Linked DNA regions of Homo sapiens: region 2 is linked to region 1. A link is a loop called in an ENCODE intact Hi-C map of the cell type or tissue named here. Cell type or tissue: endothelial cell of umbilical vein. All regions are shown on one strand.

What was found. Peaks named below come from ENCODE experiments on the same cell type or tissue, not always from the same donor. Only the 100,000 strongest peaks of a DNase experiment are listed, where the experiment ranks them.
Region 2: a loop joins it to region 1, with 2.6 times the contacts of the local background. A loop is called at or near these places in 3 of 110 quality-filtered maps.

Annotation. Positions count from the first base shown.
Region 1 is chr10:67,663,113-67,671,112 of GRCh38, reverse strand. All of the region lies in intron 1 of CTNNA3 (catenin alpha 3), which reads left to right. Among named protein-coding and RNA genes, the nearest start is that of CTNNA3, 29 kb to the left of the region's middle. RefSeq lists an enhancer at 1-10. In endothelial cell of umbilical vein, a CTCF peak has its summit at 4,451 (motif pointing left); DNase peaks (open chromatin) are centred at 532, 902 and 4,402; H3K27ac peaks cover 3,575 bases.
Region 2 is chr10:67,602,152-67,610,151 of GRCh38, reverse strand. CTNNA3 (catenin alpha 3) reads left to right here. Exons shown (of 18, transcript NM_013266.4): 3 at 3,103-3,295. Among named protein-coding and RNA genes, the nearest start is that of CTNNA3, 90 kb to the left of the region's middle. In endothelial cell of umbilical vein, no CTCF peak of the experiment used is centred here; DNase peaks (open chromatin) are centred at 2,471, 3,381, 7,441 and 7,571; H3K27ac peaks cover 2,255 bases.

The DNA.
Region 1 (8,000 bases):
CAAATGTCCTGCCTCCATAGCAGAGAAAGATAAGGGAGAATAAGGTTGGGACTATGTGCTGAGTGAGCAAACATGCAATGTTTACCACATCTTTATAGTCCAACATAGATAGACCAAAAAACAAACAAACAAACAAAAAAACAAAACCACACAATGAAACAGACACAGAGAGATAGAAGTAGAAAGAGATGGGAAATACAATATTATTTGTGTAAATTTAAACATCCATACACATAAAGTTATATATTCTTGTAGACGTATATAGCATATGTAAAAAAAGTTACGGAAGTTTAATTGGAAATGTACCCATTAACTACCATAAGAAGCAGAGAGGGGAATGGAACTGAGAACAGGGAATATAGACTATGAAAACAAAAAATAAAACAGGCTTTTCATAGACTAGTCCACCAGTTAGGACCATGATTGATTGTGTCAGTCTAATTCTGTGCACCCAAGACCCAGGGGGATAAAAGTGGATTGGCTTGGGATGTGTGTGTGTGGGTTACTCAGACTGTTTGATTTGGCAGGGTTATCATTTGAAGTAAAAGAAGTGTGATTCATTGGCTCTATGACTGAATTTAATTATTTTACCTTTCTCTGTGATAAGCTTCATTCTTTTGAATACAATTGATGACCTAATAGGAATGATGTTATAGTTTTAATTTAGTGACTATAGCAGTTATATTTTGGAAAATTTAGGGATATTACAAGTTTTGCAAAATTGATTTTGTTTTTGTACATATATTTCTTTTGTTCTATTATGCAAAATCAGTAGAACTAGACTTAGAGAGTCAATGAAAGACATGAGTAAAATAGACATGGCTGCTTAGTAGTGAAATCCATCACTCTCTAGTTTTCTGTTATTATCTTTGGAAACAGAGAGTGTGGGAGAAAAGGATTTCCTTCCTCTCTTTCTAATATAGCCTCAGTGACTGAGTGGCTCTCTGCTCTGGAATGAAGCAGGTTGGCACAACTCCACAAGTCTTATGTGGGAACAAGACACAGAGGTTTCTATTTTTTCTTAGTGTCATTTGTTTGTGTTTAGTTCGGTATTCTATCTTTAACCATTCTATACCCACTCTTCCAAAAAATACTCAGTTTATTAATATGTGTTAGTGTCCCTTTAATTTATTAAGCATGTTGCAACTTTGGAAGAAGCTCTAAACATATTTCCATTTCAGTACCAGGTTTTCTTGCTATCCAATTATAAATTATTAACGTGGATGGAGTAGAAGACTTCCATTGATGGCATGGATTCAATTTGCTAAATAAAGCTGTGTGGACATAATCATTCTCTATCCATTTAAAAATCAAAGGGGCAATCTGTTTGATGTGTTTCACAGCAGCCCTCTAAAATTCAATGGCATTTTGGTTTTGAAAAGCAGAATTTCACAAAGAGAAAAGTATCTTTCCACAAAATAACAATAATTGATAAATGAATTATTTGGCATGGTAATTAGCATTCCATTATATTCTATGTGTAATTTTATAAGTAATTACTCTTCATAGAAGTTTTATAGGTCTCATTTCACATCAGGAAAACAGGGTAAATTGGGGTCATTGTGGATGAGGCCAAAGAGGGTAAAGTGAGTTTGAATTTGAACCCAGTTTGTTTTGCATTTCTTACTATTCTTATTATGACATTTCTTCTCATCATATTCTTCACTGTACTTGTTTTGTAATGTGGCTGCCTCATTCCTTCTATAGTTAATCTTGGGAGAGCTCATCTACTCTTATGGATTAGAGTGTAACATGGATGGACAGGTTACTATATCTGTATCTCTAGGCATAATTTTTCTCCAAAGTTCATGGATTCTGCATTTCCAGTTGCTCATGGGACATAACTATTTGCATATGCCACTGCACCTCAAACTTAGCATACCTAACCTATGTCAGAGTCCGAGCTTGCACTATACCTGTCAATTGGTGTGAATATTACCTGCTAAGAGCCCACTGCTGTAATTTAGGGGAATAATAAGTTGTTTTGAAGATAAATGAAATACAATAGGCCCTTTGGGAGGCCGAGGCGGGCAGATCACAAGGTCAGGAGTTCGAGACTAGCCTGGCCAACATAGTGAAACCCCATCTCTACTAAAAATACAAAAAATTAGCCGGGCATGGTGGCGAGTGCCTGTAATCCCAGCTGCTCGGGAGGCTGAGGTAGGAGATTCACTTGAACCGGGGAGGCGGAGGTTGCAGTAAGCCGAGATCACGCCATTGCACTCCAGCCCGGGTGACAGTGTGAGACTCCGTCTCAAAAAAAAAAAAAAAAAAAAAAAAGAAACACAGTAGGCCCCTTATCTGTGGTTGCATTTTCTGTGGTTTTAGATACTCAAGGTCAACCCTGGTCTGAAAATATGAAATGGAAATTCCAGAAATAACCAATCCACAAGTTTTAAGTGTGTGCCATTCTGAGTAGCACAATGAGATCTTGTGTTATCCTGTTATGTCTCAATCAGGACACGAATCATCTTTTTGTCCAGCATGTCCTGCTGTATATGCTGCCTGCCCATTAGTCACTCCTAGAGGCCATCTAGATTTTCAAATGGACTGTCGTGGCCTAGCCCCAAAGCGCAAGAGTTCTGATGCAAGCATATTGTTATAATTGCTCTATTTTATAATTATTATTGTTAATTTCTTGCCTAACTTATAAATTAAACTTTATCATAGTTTGCAGGTATAGGAAAAACATATATAGGGTTCAGAACTATCTGTGGTTTCAGGAATTCACTATGGGTCTTGGAACACATACCTTGTCTATAAGGGGGGACTATTGCCTATATAAAATATATTGAAAATTCAGATACAGCATATAGTGTATGGAGGCATTTTTGCTAAAAGTAAAAAGGAGTATTTTAAGTAAGTAGTATCTATTCACTGCTTATTCAATCTCTCCCTACCCCTAAGCGTTATCCTTAATTTTTTTTAATCTACAAATAGAATTGAGGCTAATAAGGCCTTTAGATGTAGGTTCTTAAGGCACCTGCGAAAACCAAAAACCATTGAGTGAGACATAGTTCAGGAGAGCCTGTGTCAGGTACCAAACTCAGAGCTGAAAAGTAAAGTAGAATTAAGTGGGTAACTAGAAACAACAACAATAACAAAATTATTTATATACATATTCCAAAATGTGTGGATGATTGGCAAAAAGGATAAGCAAATTACTGGCAAAACTGACTTTTCAGTTTTATTCTGAATAGTGGGTTATCCTATAAGTTAATTTGAGAAAAAAGCCCAGGTATCTATTTTATATTACAGCGAATGTATCTGTTTAGAAAATTGAAGATATAAAATTTCATAAAAGAATATAATTAAGAGGTATCCTATTTTATTTCCAAATGTAAAATATGATATTTACCTGGCTATTGTTAGTTATTACATGAGGAAAGAAACTGCCACATTTGAGTATGAGAGACGATCTTATAGAGCAGTTTCTTTCAATGAAGAACCCAATGCTTGTTTTTATTATTAGAAATAGAATTCCCCTTTAAAGGAAAATAACCTATAATTTTTTATTTTGAATGACAATTGAGGAAGAGAATTAACATTTATTTTCTCTTTGGAAAATTTAGTACTTTAGCATAGAGGATGTGCCATTAGTGGCAAATCTGAGAGCAGGAAAAAGAGATTGCTCTTTGAAATTGCTTTTTCACTTTTGCCATAGTTAACTTAGTTAACTTGATGTTTGTGATATAATTGCATCAAAGAAACAGAAAATTTTTTATCTTCAGCCAAGATAAATTTGTGGAAGTTAATGATTTTAGCTAATTAGATAGTAAAATTTTTATTTTTAGAATAAATCAGGCAAATTGCTGTCCATGTCTTTCCACACTAAGTGAGTGTTAAGTTGTGAAATAAAGAACCTATAAATTGTAAGGGAACTTTGTTAGTCATAATACCGCATGTTTATGAGAAATATATTAATGCTGTAATAACAGGAAGTATATCTTTAAAATTAGTCTGTGGCTTCTAATATATAATGAAAATTTAGCAAATATTAAACAGGGAGTTAAAGAGGTTACAAATGTCATATAATTTTGAAGAGAGATTTTATCCTGTAATTTAGTTCTGTTTTCTTCAGGATTTGTTTTCGATTTTCTAATGGAGCTTAGAATCTTTATGTAAGATTGTTGTTCATTTGTTTGTCCCAGAAAAATTTAGGATTGTGGGAAGTCTTTCTGATGATTGAACCCAATTCTGCTTCTTCTTGGTAATTCTGCCACTTCTTGGTCTTCTAGTGCTTTTTTTCAGAGGATGCAGCTGTTGGAGCAGATAGAGGAGGAAATAATGGTAGTGTGATACAGATGAGAAGCATTAATCTGGGCTCTAAAAGTCAAATTTATATGGGCAAAATAAAATGGGATATTTCTAAGCACATTTACTAAGGAAAGTTGAGATGATGTGTCCCAGTTCCTAGCTGAAGTATAAAAATACATGTCATTGGGTGCAATATGTGGGCTTTCAGAATCTAATAATACCCTCTGCTGGCTAAATGAGGAATTGTGTTTAAAAATGAGTGACTTGGCTTTTTTGTTTGTTTGTTTTTAAAATATGGATGATTGCTCTATTATAAAAGGATTGAGCAGTGCAGAGTATTGTGAAATAATATAGGAAAAAATTGTAAATGTGAAGAATGAAGCCAATATGTTACTAAAATGTTTTCTAAAGTGAAATTAATGTAGAAATATCTATAAGTAGAATTTCTGAATCTTTTGGTCTATATTTTAATCATGAAGTAGGTCATAGGGAAGGAATGCAGTAGGGGGAAAATACGTGAATCTCTGGCCCCTATCCTCAATAACAATTCAGATTAATTCAAGATATTTAAATTACCTTCATTAGTTATTCCTAAATTACTGTTGTAAGAGCTATTGACAAATATATGAAGGTGAGATAAGAACTGCTTTTCTCACCCCACCACTGGACACTACCTGGGTAACGGGATCAATTATACCCTAAATGTCAGCATCATGTAGTATACCCATATAACAAACCTGTACAAGTACTTCCTGAATCTAAAATAAAAGTTGATATTATAAGGAAAAGAAAGAATGGCTTTTCTGTGGATAGCCTGATTTAATTTCTGTTAAAAATAACAGGCATATTCTTAAGTAACCTGAAAGCTTGATCGCTTCAGGGAAGTATCATATAACATGCCTGTTTTATATTTTTTCTTTCTACTTTTACAAATTCTCAAAAATTCTACTTTGGGATTTACAGTGTTTTGGGTACATAATGACCATGCAAGTTGTATTTAGAAGTTGATAGTGGGTAATGTATTATTATTTCATTGTAAATCTGAAAAATAGAATTTCAGGTCTGATTCTGCTGTTTGATGTTACCCTTCACTGGCATGTTGCTTTAAGAGCACCCATCCCCCCTTCTTGCTTGGGCCACTGTGTCCTGTCAGTCATCCTGAAATACACTAGGGTGCTTGTCAGGCTGTTTGCTTACAGATGCATCATAAGCCAAATTGTGAGCCATGATAGTGGCACTGAATTTCTAAATACAAGAAATTGCTTAGACAATTGGTTTAGTATCTGTATATGGGCAATACTCTGTCCTGCAGTAGGTGAGTGGAGTGTCAAACTTTTAAAAATCAAACTTTGCTATAAGGCAAATCCTAGTAATTATAGATTATCTGTTGCTCGGTTAGATAACTTTGGGGGAAATGAAAGGACATTATTTCTATAAAATGGGATGAATAGAAACTATTATGTTGTGCAATTTTTACTTTTATAACTAATTTTCGTTTTAGTAACACTAAACTCTAGACTATTTTATGAAAGCTCCAATTTTAAATGTCTACTTTTCCGAGTATATTAGCAGGCATTTCAGATTTAGATAAAAATGTGGTTCTCTTACACATTTTTTCTTTCACAACTCAGGCAGATTCAATTGAGCAGAGGCTCGAGTCTGCTGTTTATTAGTGGTTTTAAAAATAGCACTAAAACAGATTCTCATGTGCCAATACCCAAGCTATAGTAGTCTTACATCAGCTCATTTAAAAACTCCTACTCTGTAACTGAGCTATTACTATAATGATTGAGTAACTGTATGCAAGGCACTAGAAACTTTACATACTTTAGACACAAAAATTGTACAGCGAGTAGGTTATTTGTGCAAATAATTTAATTGCTTTTAATTAAAAGTTATGGGCTTTTAAACTTAAATTGTGCATGGATTTTTCCCTGTAGTTTTTGTGCGCAGACTTAAATATTTTTAAACAGAGAATTGGTAAAGCAAAAAAGGAGAAACTCATGATTTTTGATACTTGTGTATTCAATACGGTAGAGCATAGCTAAGAGGCAGCAAGAAGTTAAAGTTGTAAGGCTTTATCTAAGGTAAATGAGAAAAGATTGCTTTTTCAGATACCTAGAATGACTCTTTATTTATTCCTTGTCTTGTTCTAGAAAGGATTTAAGGTGACTTATAAGGCTACATGAAATTCAAGATAGGATAAATTAAATGTGGAGTGAAAGAAGAAAGAAAACAAGTGTGGGATATAAAACAGAGCCAGGAGTAAGAAAAAAAACAATAAAATAAATGCAGCAATTCTCAATGATAACTCTGGTGTATTATGGATAGATGAGAGAGAAAATATAGGGTTTCAGAAATCTTATGGTGGAGTTTCATACAAACCAGTTGCCTTCTCTTACCTTGGTGGCAGTCTGGAATGAGGAGAGTATATTAGATTATAAATATTAAATATGCTTTAAATGTCACTCGTGTTTTGGTGAAAAATAGTGAAGAAATGCTGCCCTTTTAACCCACACACTAACTTATGTGAAAGTAAATGTGGCCCCAAATGTTCAGAAAAAAATTTGGTTAGTTCAGAAGAGAGATTAAAGAAGCTTAGTTTTTTGGAAACACCAGAGTGATCTAAATAAGATAAAATATCTACATAATAGAACAGACATGATCAAGACAATGTTTAAAATAAAATATATTTAGCAATTTTGTATAAATGTATGAATACTAGTCCTACAATTTTAAAAAATAAATTGTTGTAAATGGGATTAGCTACTTTCCTTCTTTTCACACTTTTAATCTAGCAGTAAATTTAACTTGAATTTCAACTTCAGTAAGGTCAAAATTAACTGGATTGATCTAACTTGTAAAAAAAGTTGTTGGGTAGAAAGAAGGAAACCAGAGACAGGACTTTATAATGTACTTTCATCTTCACATACTCGCAGGACACCTACTATGTTGAAGATTCTGGACTCTGGGCCTTGTACTCACTAAACTGGGCTTGTCTAAGTGAACTAGCTTAGAAACTCGCTGCTGTCAGAGAGCAGAATTGAAAAAAGACAAGAGGGTAGTAGTTAAAATTTGCGAAGGATTTTCAGTGTTGTCTTCTGATATTAACATGATGAGCCAGGGACAGTCATTTGGCTCTTTTTTATTCGTTGTTAAAAGTAAGGTCAATAAGAAATGATTCACCAGGGCTGTGGTTGTGAAGAAGACCGAGACCCGCGATGGGAAGCTGGTGTCCGAGTCCTCTGACGTCCTGCCCAAGTCAACAGCTGCGGCAGCCCCTCCCAGCCTGCCCCTCCTGCGGCTGCCCCAGATCCTGGGAGGGAGGCCGTTGTGCAGAGGAGCACAGGGAAGAGGAGACCCACCTGAGGCTCAGCCCTAGCCCCTCAGCCCACCCACGGGAGAGTTTACTGACTGGGGACCGCACTTGCCCATGCCTCCAGCTACAAAACAATTCAATTGCTTTTTTTTTTGGTCCAAAATAAAACCTCAGCTAGCTTTAACACACACACACACACACAAAGAAAAATAAAAAGAAATTTTTTTTTAAAGCAGTACAAAAACAAATACTGAAAGCTCTTGTTTTTGTAGTTTTGTAAACACATAGATAGGTTGACTTAGAGTTCTTGCCAGAAAAATTATAAATCAAATATATAACACATAACTGATCAGATGCACAGGATGATATTGAGAATAACCTGAACACACAGGTGTGAAGCCTGGGAATGAATACTATTAAGAAG
Region 2 (8,000 bases), 61 kb after region 1:
AGCATCATGAATTGCAGCACTTAAAATACATTCCGAGGGAACACTTCAGACAATGATACTTATTCTTTGTTTTAAACAAAGATTTTAAACTGGTAGTTATAATTTGTCTTAATCTGGACAAATACCTTTCAACTCTCAATATATAAATTAGACTGACAAGAGTGAGATATTTGCCTTTTGGAATTTGTGAAAACCCATGTAATAAATCAGGCTTATTATTATTCTTATATAATCCATGATGAAGACACATGATCTTATTTAGCTGCTTGTAAAGCATATAGAATGAGCTTTGCTAACTGCCACATTTAGCATGGGGGGCCCCAAGAGCAAGATAAACTTAGATCCAGAGAGAATACCTTTGTTAAAGATTCCTATAACCAATTTTCTGCACCTACATGGGGAACAAACTAGAAAATATACATGAAATGCCAACAAATATTTGTGTCATATTATGCATTTTCCAAAATACTTTACCTTATTTGACCTTCCCCAGTCTTGTAGGATAACAATGATTGTTTTTATTTTCTAAGAGAGGAAACAAAGGCCTGCCACAAGACATTCCACTCTGGGTGATGAACATGGAAATAAAGCAAATTAGAATGAAACAGAGGATCTATTGGGTAAGGGGAGGAGGGTAGGAGGGCAGATGAAAATGATTTTCATCCGCATATTTCCCCCATAACTTCTTAAGTTTTTTTTTTAGTTCATGGATAAAAACTGGGTCCAGATATCCAAGTAAACAAACATCGAATGCTCCATAAACAAACAACAACGAAAATCTCTAGGGACTACTGAGCAGGAAGCATTATGTAGTTTGCTGTCAAAGATGTGATGCATGATTATCATGAGCCTCCACTGTTTCATGACATGCAGCAGATTAGCTTTCAAGAGGAGTTTCAGGTCTTCTATTTTAAATATTAGATACAAGTTGTTTTTTTCCTTTCTCTCATTCCTCTACGATGGTGATTTTAAAGCTTTGTTTATAAAAATTTAATCCAAAACTTGTAATTGTGATCCAAGATTTAATTAAGAAATGGGTTGTTTTTTTTTTTTTTTTTTTTGAGATAGAGTTTTGCCCTTGTTGCCCAGGCTGGAGTGCAATGGCGTGATTTCGGCTCACCGCAACCTCTGCCTGCCGGGTTCAAGCGATTCTCCTGCCTCAGCCTCCTGAGTAGCTGGGATTATAGGCATGCGCCACCATGCCCGGCTAATTTTGTATTTTTAGTAGAGAGGGGGTTTGTCCATGTTGGTCAGGTTGGTCTTGAACTCCCGACCTCAGGTGATCCACCCGCCTCGGCCTCCCAGAGTGCTAGGATTATGGGTATGAGCCACTGCCCCTGGCCAGAAATGGGTGTTTTTTAATAATGTAATTCAGTATGATGTTTTTGTTTCCAAATACAGAAGCTTAATTTTTATCTTCAAATAATGTTCTTATTATGAGTTTGTTCTTGTATTTGTTAAGATTCATTTCTTTCTTTTTTTCCCCAAGCTTTATTAAATTAAAATTGGCGAATAAAATTTATATATATTTATGGTGTACCCTGTGATGTTTTGATATATGTATACATTGTAAAATGATTAAATCAAGCTAATTAACACATTTCTCACTTCATATACTTGTGGTGAGGAGTTTGTTCAAGTTTTGCTACTCGAAGAATGCTCTAGAAGGCTGTGTATGTGTGTATTGTTTTAATTACAGAAACTTCATATAAAAAATACAGAACTTTGATAAAACAGTCAAAAATGAGAGTAGAAAATTATGTATCTCCAAAATATCAAATAATTATAAAATAAAATTTATACCACTTTTAAGCCAGCAATCTACATTAAGAGGGAGCCAAAAATAATTATAATTAAGTCAGTATTAGTCTATTTAGGCTGAGAATAGAGATAACTAATATTAGGAGAGGGAGAAACATTCTGAATCATATAGAACAGTGGTTGCTTCAGGGGACAAAGTCCAAATCCTTACTATGACCTACTTTCTTGCCCTTTGTAACCTTTCAGATCTGTCTTCTACCCTTTCCCCTAACTCATTTGGCCTCTCAAACAGGTCTCACTCAAAGTCCCCTGTCAAGAGGCCTTTCCTGACCACCCCGATCCCCACTCTCTCTCACTGTATTCCCTCCGCCAACTTTATTTTTCCTCAAAACATTTACTGAACCTTACATTTTTAAATTTGTTTATATGTTTATTGTATGCTGCCGATATTAAGAATGTAAACTCCATGAAAGCATGAAATGCATTTCTTTTCCATCATCCAGAACAATGTAAAAAATAGGTGTTCAGTAAATATTTAACATAGAAATGATTTGATGACTGGGGTAGTTGAAGAGAGGACATTTTAATGTCTATATTTTGAAATTCAATCACTAAGACTCCCACTTCCTTCCTATTTTTAGTTGGGAACTCCACGGTGGCTGCTGTTGCTGTTCTTGGTGCCATGACTTGACTTTTGTAGGTGTACCAACAGCACTGGAAATGAGTCATGTTACTATGAAATACAGTTGACCTTTGAACAACACTGGTTTGAACTATGCAGGTTCACTTTTAATCAGATTTTTTTTCAATAAAAGTTACATCAAGTGTGCCTGCCTCTCCTGCCTTCCCTTCCACCTCCTCCATCTCTTCTGCCTCTTACACCCCCAAGGCAGCAAGACCAACCCTCCTCTTCTTCTTCATCTTCCTCAGGAATATGAATATGATGAGGATGAAGACCTTTATGATGATCCATTTCTACTTGTTGATTTATTTAATTATGTTTTCTCTGCCTTATGATTTTCTTAATAACAAATAACACTATCGTCTCTCTAGCTCATCTTATTGTAGGAATATAGTTATATAGTACATACAGATACAAAATCTGTGTTAATTGACTATTTATGTTATCAGGCTTCTGGTCAACAGTAGGCTATTCGTAGTTATGTTTTTGAGGAGTTGAAAGTTATACTCAGATTTTCAACTGCACGGTGGGTTGGCGCCCCTAGCCCTTGAGTTGCTCAAGTGTCAACTGTACTGTCTTTTGTTCTGGTCTGTAATATCCCAGGACTGTGTTCTCCTTACAATTTGTCAATTTAGTACTTTGTATTTTTCCAATTTTAGGTTACCACACTTGTAAACTGTCCCCAGAACCCTTCCAGCAGGAAAAAAGGACGTTCGAAAAGAGCCAGTGTCCTTCTAGCTTCTGTGGAGGAAGCAACTTGGAATTTATTAGACAAGGGAGAGAAGATTGCCCAGGAAGCTACAGTTTTAAAGGATGAGCTTACGGCTTCACTTGAGGAAGTTCGCAAAGAAAGTGAGTACTCCAATCCTGGTCAGGAGCAAACTGCATATCTTTAGGGTGTTAGTCACCCAAATTAGATTTGTGAGTGTTTTGTTTTTGTTGGCTCCAGTTTTTTAGTCTTTTGCAGAGCTGTGAGGAGCTAGCTGTGGGAGGCAGAGTGGCTCATTAGACAGCTCCAAGGCTCAGTCCCACTCCAGGCTCTTCTTTTTAGTTGCTCGGTCCCCCCAGGCAATTCCTCTTCCTCCCCTGCCTTGCCATAGCTTTTCCATAATAAACAAAGAGAAGAGTACCCTTTTTTGGTCTTAGAATATAGTGAGAAATGACTAATGAAGCTGAAGATTTATTTGTCTATACATAAATAAATTATGAAGTTCCTTGAAAACAGCTGGGAAATAGAAGTTTCAGACCTGACCATCTCAGAAGTACATTTTTAACCTTGCAAATTTCTGGAGGTTTAGACTTCCTAAACTTTTCAAAAAATGCTTTGCATAAACTGTGAATGAGCCAAGTTGCTGCTTTGTTAATATTACATAATAAAAGCATATATTTCATCTTTTTGAGATCTTTACTTATGATAATACAGCAATTTTCTAATGAATATAGGTCTCAACTGTAGGACAGTTTAAAATAATTGCTGAATATTCTTTGGTTAGTGGAATGATTTCGTATATATCAGCTTTCTGCAAGTATCTATTTTGGGAGGAAAAGGAAAGTTAAATTTTCTTGTTCAGCTTTGTAAAAGAGACTTGGGATTTTTAAATATTTTTCTCCCTCAATCCCCCAACGTAACTTTAAGAAAATCAGGAAGCCTTTGCTAATTAAATAATTAAAATGAATATACTAGTAACAATAAGCTTTATGTCACATGTATGATACAGGGGATTTAAAAAAAATTTTTGGCCGAGTGCGGTGGCCCATGCCTGTAATCCCAGCACTTTGGGAGGCCAAGGCAGGTGGATTGCCTGAGGTCAGGAGTTCAAGACCAGCCTGGCCAACATGGTGAAACCCCATCTCTACTAAAAACACAAAAATTAGCTGGGTGTGGTGGCAGGCGCCTGTAAACTTGGGAGGCTGAAGCAGGAGAATCGCTTGAACCTGGGAGGCAGAGGTTGCAGTGAGCCGAGATCACACCATTGTACTCCAGCCTGGGGGACAAGAGCGAGACTTCGTCTCAAAAAAAAAAATTTTTGTATTTATGTGAATTTATTTTTAAAATAAATTTTACTGTGTATATTTAAGGTATACAACATGATGTTATGAAATACATATAAATAGTAAAATGGTTGCTGTAATAAAGTAAATTGACATATTCATAATCTCACAGTTACCCATTTTTTTGTGTGTGTAGCAAGAGCATCTAAATCTACTCCTTTAGTAAAAATCCTGAATACAGCATTATTAACTATAGTCTTCATGTTGTGTACTAGATTTCTAGAGCTCATTCTTCATAACTGCAACTTTGTATCCTTTGATTTGCACTGACCCATTTCCTCACTCCTGCCCCCAGCCCCTGGTAGATACTGTTTTATTCTCTGTCTCTGTATGACTTTCTTAAACAAAGATTCTACATATAAGTGAGATCCTGCAATAGTTTTCTTTCTATGTCTAGCTTATTCCACTTAGCATGATGTTCTTCACTTTCATCCATGTTGTGGCAAATGACAGGTTCTCCTTTTTTCCTTTGTATATATAGACCAATTTCTTTATCGATTCATCTGTTGATGGATGCTTAGGTTGTTTTCATATCTTGACTATTGTGAATAATGATACAGTGAATATGGGAGTGCAGGCATCTTTATGAAGTGGTGATTTCCTTTACTTCAGTGTTATACCCAGAAGAGGGATTGCTGGCTCTTAATGGTAGTTCTATTTCTAATTTCTTTAGGAACCTCCATACTGTTTTCCAAAATGGCTACACTTTGTTATGTATGTTATATACAATTTATATTTTATAGGTATTCTTCAGACAATAAATAGAAAACATAATGTGCAAAATAATTTGAAATATATTTGTTGTTTTTCCCTGCTCCCTACCAACTGAGACCCTCTCTTTGTCCTTGTTCTTGATCATCATCTTAGTCACCAAGCCAGTTTAGACTCTTCCTTTCATTCCACCCTCTCTTCCAATTAATGTCTAAGTTCAATGAACTTTTAAAAACTTTTCTAAAACTTTTATTTTAGGTTCAGGGTACATATGCAGGTTTGTCATATTGGCGTCATGGGGGTTTGGTGTACAGATTCTTTTATCAGTCAGGTTCAATGAATTTTTTCTCCTTGTTGTCTCTCAGATCTGTTCCTTCTACTCTATTCCTAACATTGCTTCATGAATTCAGGATTATTGCATTAGCCTTCCTCCATAGTAAAATCAAATAGATCTTTTAAAAATGAAAATATGCTCATTTTACTTCTCTGCTTAAAATCATTTTTAGTAGCTGTTGGAGGATCAGGGGGACTATCTTTTTCAATAAAGTTCAAACTTTTAAACCTACCTCCCAAAGCATTTCATGATTTGGCTTCTACCATTATCTTGCACCTCTTTCCTGTGATGCACCTCCCTCATATGTTCCTCCAAACAGGAACTCGCAGTTTCTTGAATGTTCCGTGTTGCTTTATGCCTCTGTGCATGTGTTATCAGCTACAGTCATACCTTACTTAACAATGGGGACATGTTCTGAGAAGTGCATCCATATGCCATTTTGTCATTGTGTGAACATCATAGAGTGTACTTACACAAACTTAGATGGCATAGTCTACAACACACCTAGGCATCCTAGGCTACAAACTCGTACAGCATGTTACTATACTGAATGCTGCCAGCAATTATTAATATAACATAGCGGTAAGTATTTGTATATCTAAACATAGAAAAGACACAGTAAAAATATGGTATAAAAAATTAAAAAATGGTACACCTATGTAGGGCACATACCATGAATGGAACTTGCAGGACTGGAAGTTGCTCTCAGTGAGTCAGGGAATCATGAATGCCTAGGACATTACTGTATATCACTGTAGACTTTATAAATACTGTACACTTAGGCTACCCTAAATTTATTTAAAAATATTTTTCCTTCTTCAATAATAAGTTAACCGTAGCTTACTGCAACTTTTTAACTTTATAAACTTAAAAAATTTTTAACTTTTTGACTCTTTTGTAGTAATACTTAGATTAAAACACATTGTACAGCTGCACAATATTTTCTTTTTTATGTCCTTATTCTATAAGTTTTTTTCTTTTTTACATTTTTAATTATTTTTTTTTTTACGGTTTAAAGTTTTTTTTACTAAAATCTAAGACACAAATACACACATTAGCCTAGGCCTACACAGAATCAGGGCTATCAATATCACTGCCTTCCACTTTCATATCTTGTCCCACTGAAAGGTCTTCAGGGGCAATAACACGCATGGGAATTTTCATCTCCTGTGATAACAATGCCTTCTTCTGGAAGTGTTACCAAAACCCACAGGCGTTGCACTACAATGTTACTATGGCTATGAGGTCACTAGGCAATAGGAGTTTTTCGACTCTACTATATTCCTATGGGACCACCGTCATGTACGCATCTGTTGTTGACCAAAATGTTGTTATGCAAAACATGACCTTATTCCCGTCACTTGGATTGCTTTTCTAATTCAGCCAGTTTTTGCTCATGTAGCAAAGCTGAGCCCAGGTCATCTTTTCCAGGAAGTGTTTACTGACCCCGTATGCTGATTTAGATGACTGTCTTCTGTGTCCTTACAGACTGAGCACCTCTCGTTCATGACACTAACCACCCCATACAGTAAACATTGATGTACTTGTTTAGTAAATCATGACTGTTAGTTAATTTATTGAGCGTGGCAGGTACCAAGTGTTATTTGATTACCAATGCCTGACACATCACAGACACCTGTTAAACGTTTGTTAAATAAATTAAAAAGTTGAAGCATCCTTTTGTCACTTTATATTATAAAATTTTGTAATAGTCTTATCTTTGCTTTTACGGAAAATTAACTCTCATAATTATAGTTTCTCTGTTGATTCTTTGGTAAGGGATATGAGCCCTATCCTGACATTGTTTCTGTAGGAAAATGTGATCTATTTGACAACATAGTTTCCATAAACTGTCTGGTAATAAGTATGTACGTCATCAGTCATTCTCAGAAGGGAACAATAATTGCCATGAGATGGTATTTCCCTTTGTTTTTAAGTAAGTTAATCTTTTTAGTTCAAAAAAAAGATGTTATTTTAAAGAGAAGTTCTCAAAGAGAAGTCTTGATTCTAGGATTATGCTGTACAGGGTATATCCTTCACTGTGTTCTATTATAATGTGTGAAATACCTCTACATGTCATATGCTGTATACACAACAGATTCATTTGGTTAAAGATCACCAAATGCTTTACTGTGTGATTTATTTGACAAACTGCCAAAATGAGCTACCGCCAGCAACTTCAGTGTGGGAGGAAAGCAATGCAATGGCACATCGTTCTGGAATTTGGGGAACAGCCAATGATTATCCTATGGATAGTAGGGATAGTGACAGTGAAAGCACTGTTCCCAAAAGCTTGGAAGGAATTTTAAGCTCAGTGGTGGGGTTGAAGTATAAGAAGAATGGATTCTGATCCAATAAACTCTACAAAATACTTGAAACATATTTTAAGTAGTTTCCTGCTTTGAGTTTTTTTTTTTTTAAAGGTATTTGTCCAGTGGCATAAGGTGAAGGACTAATGAA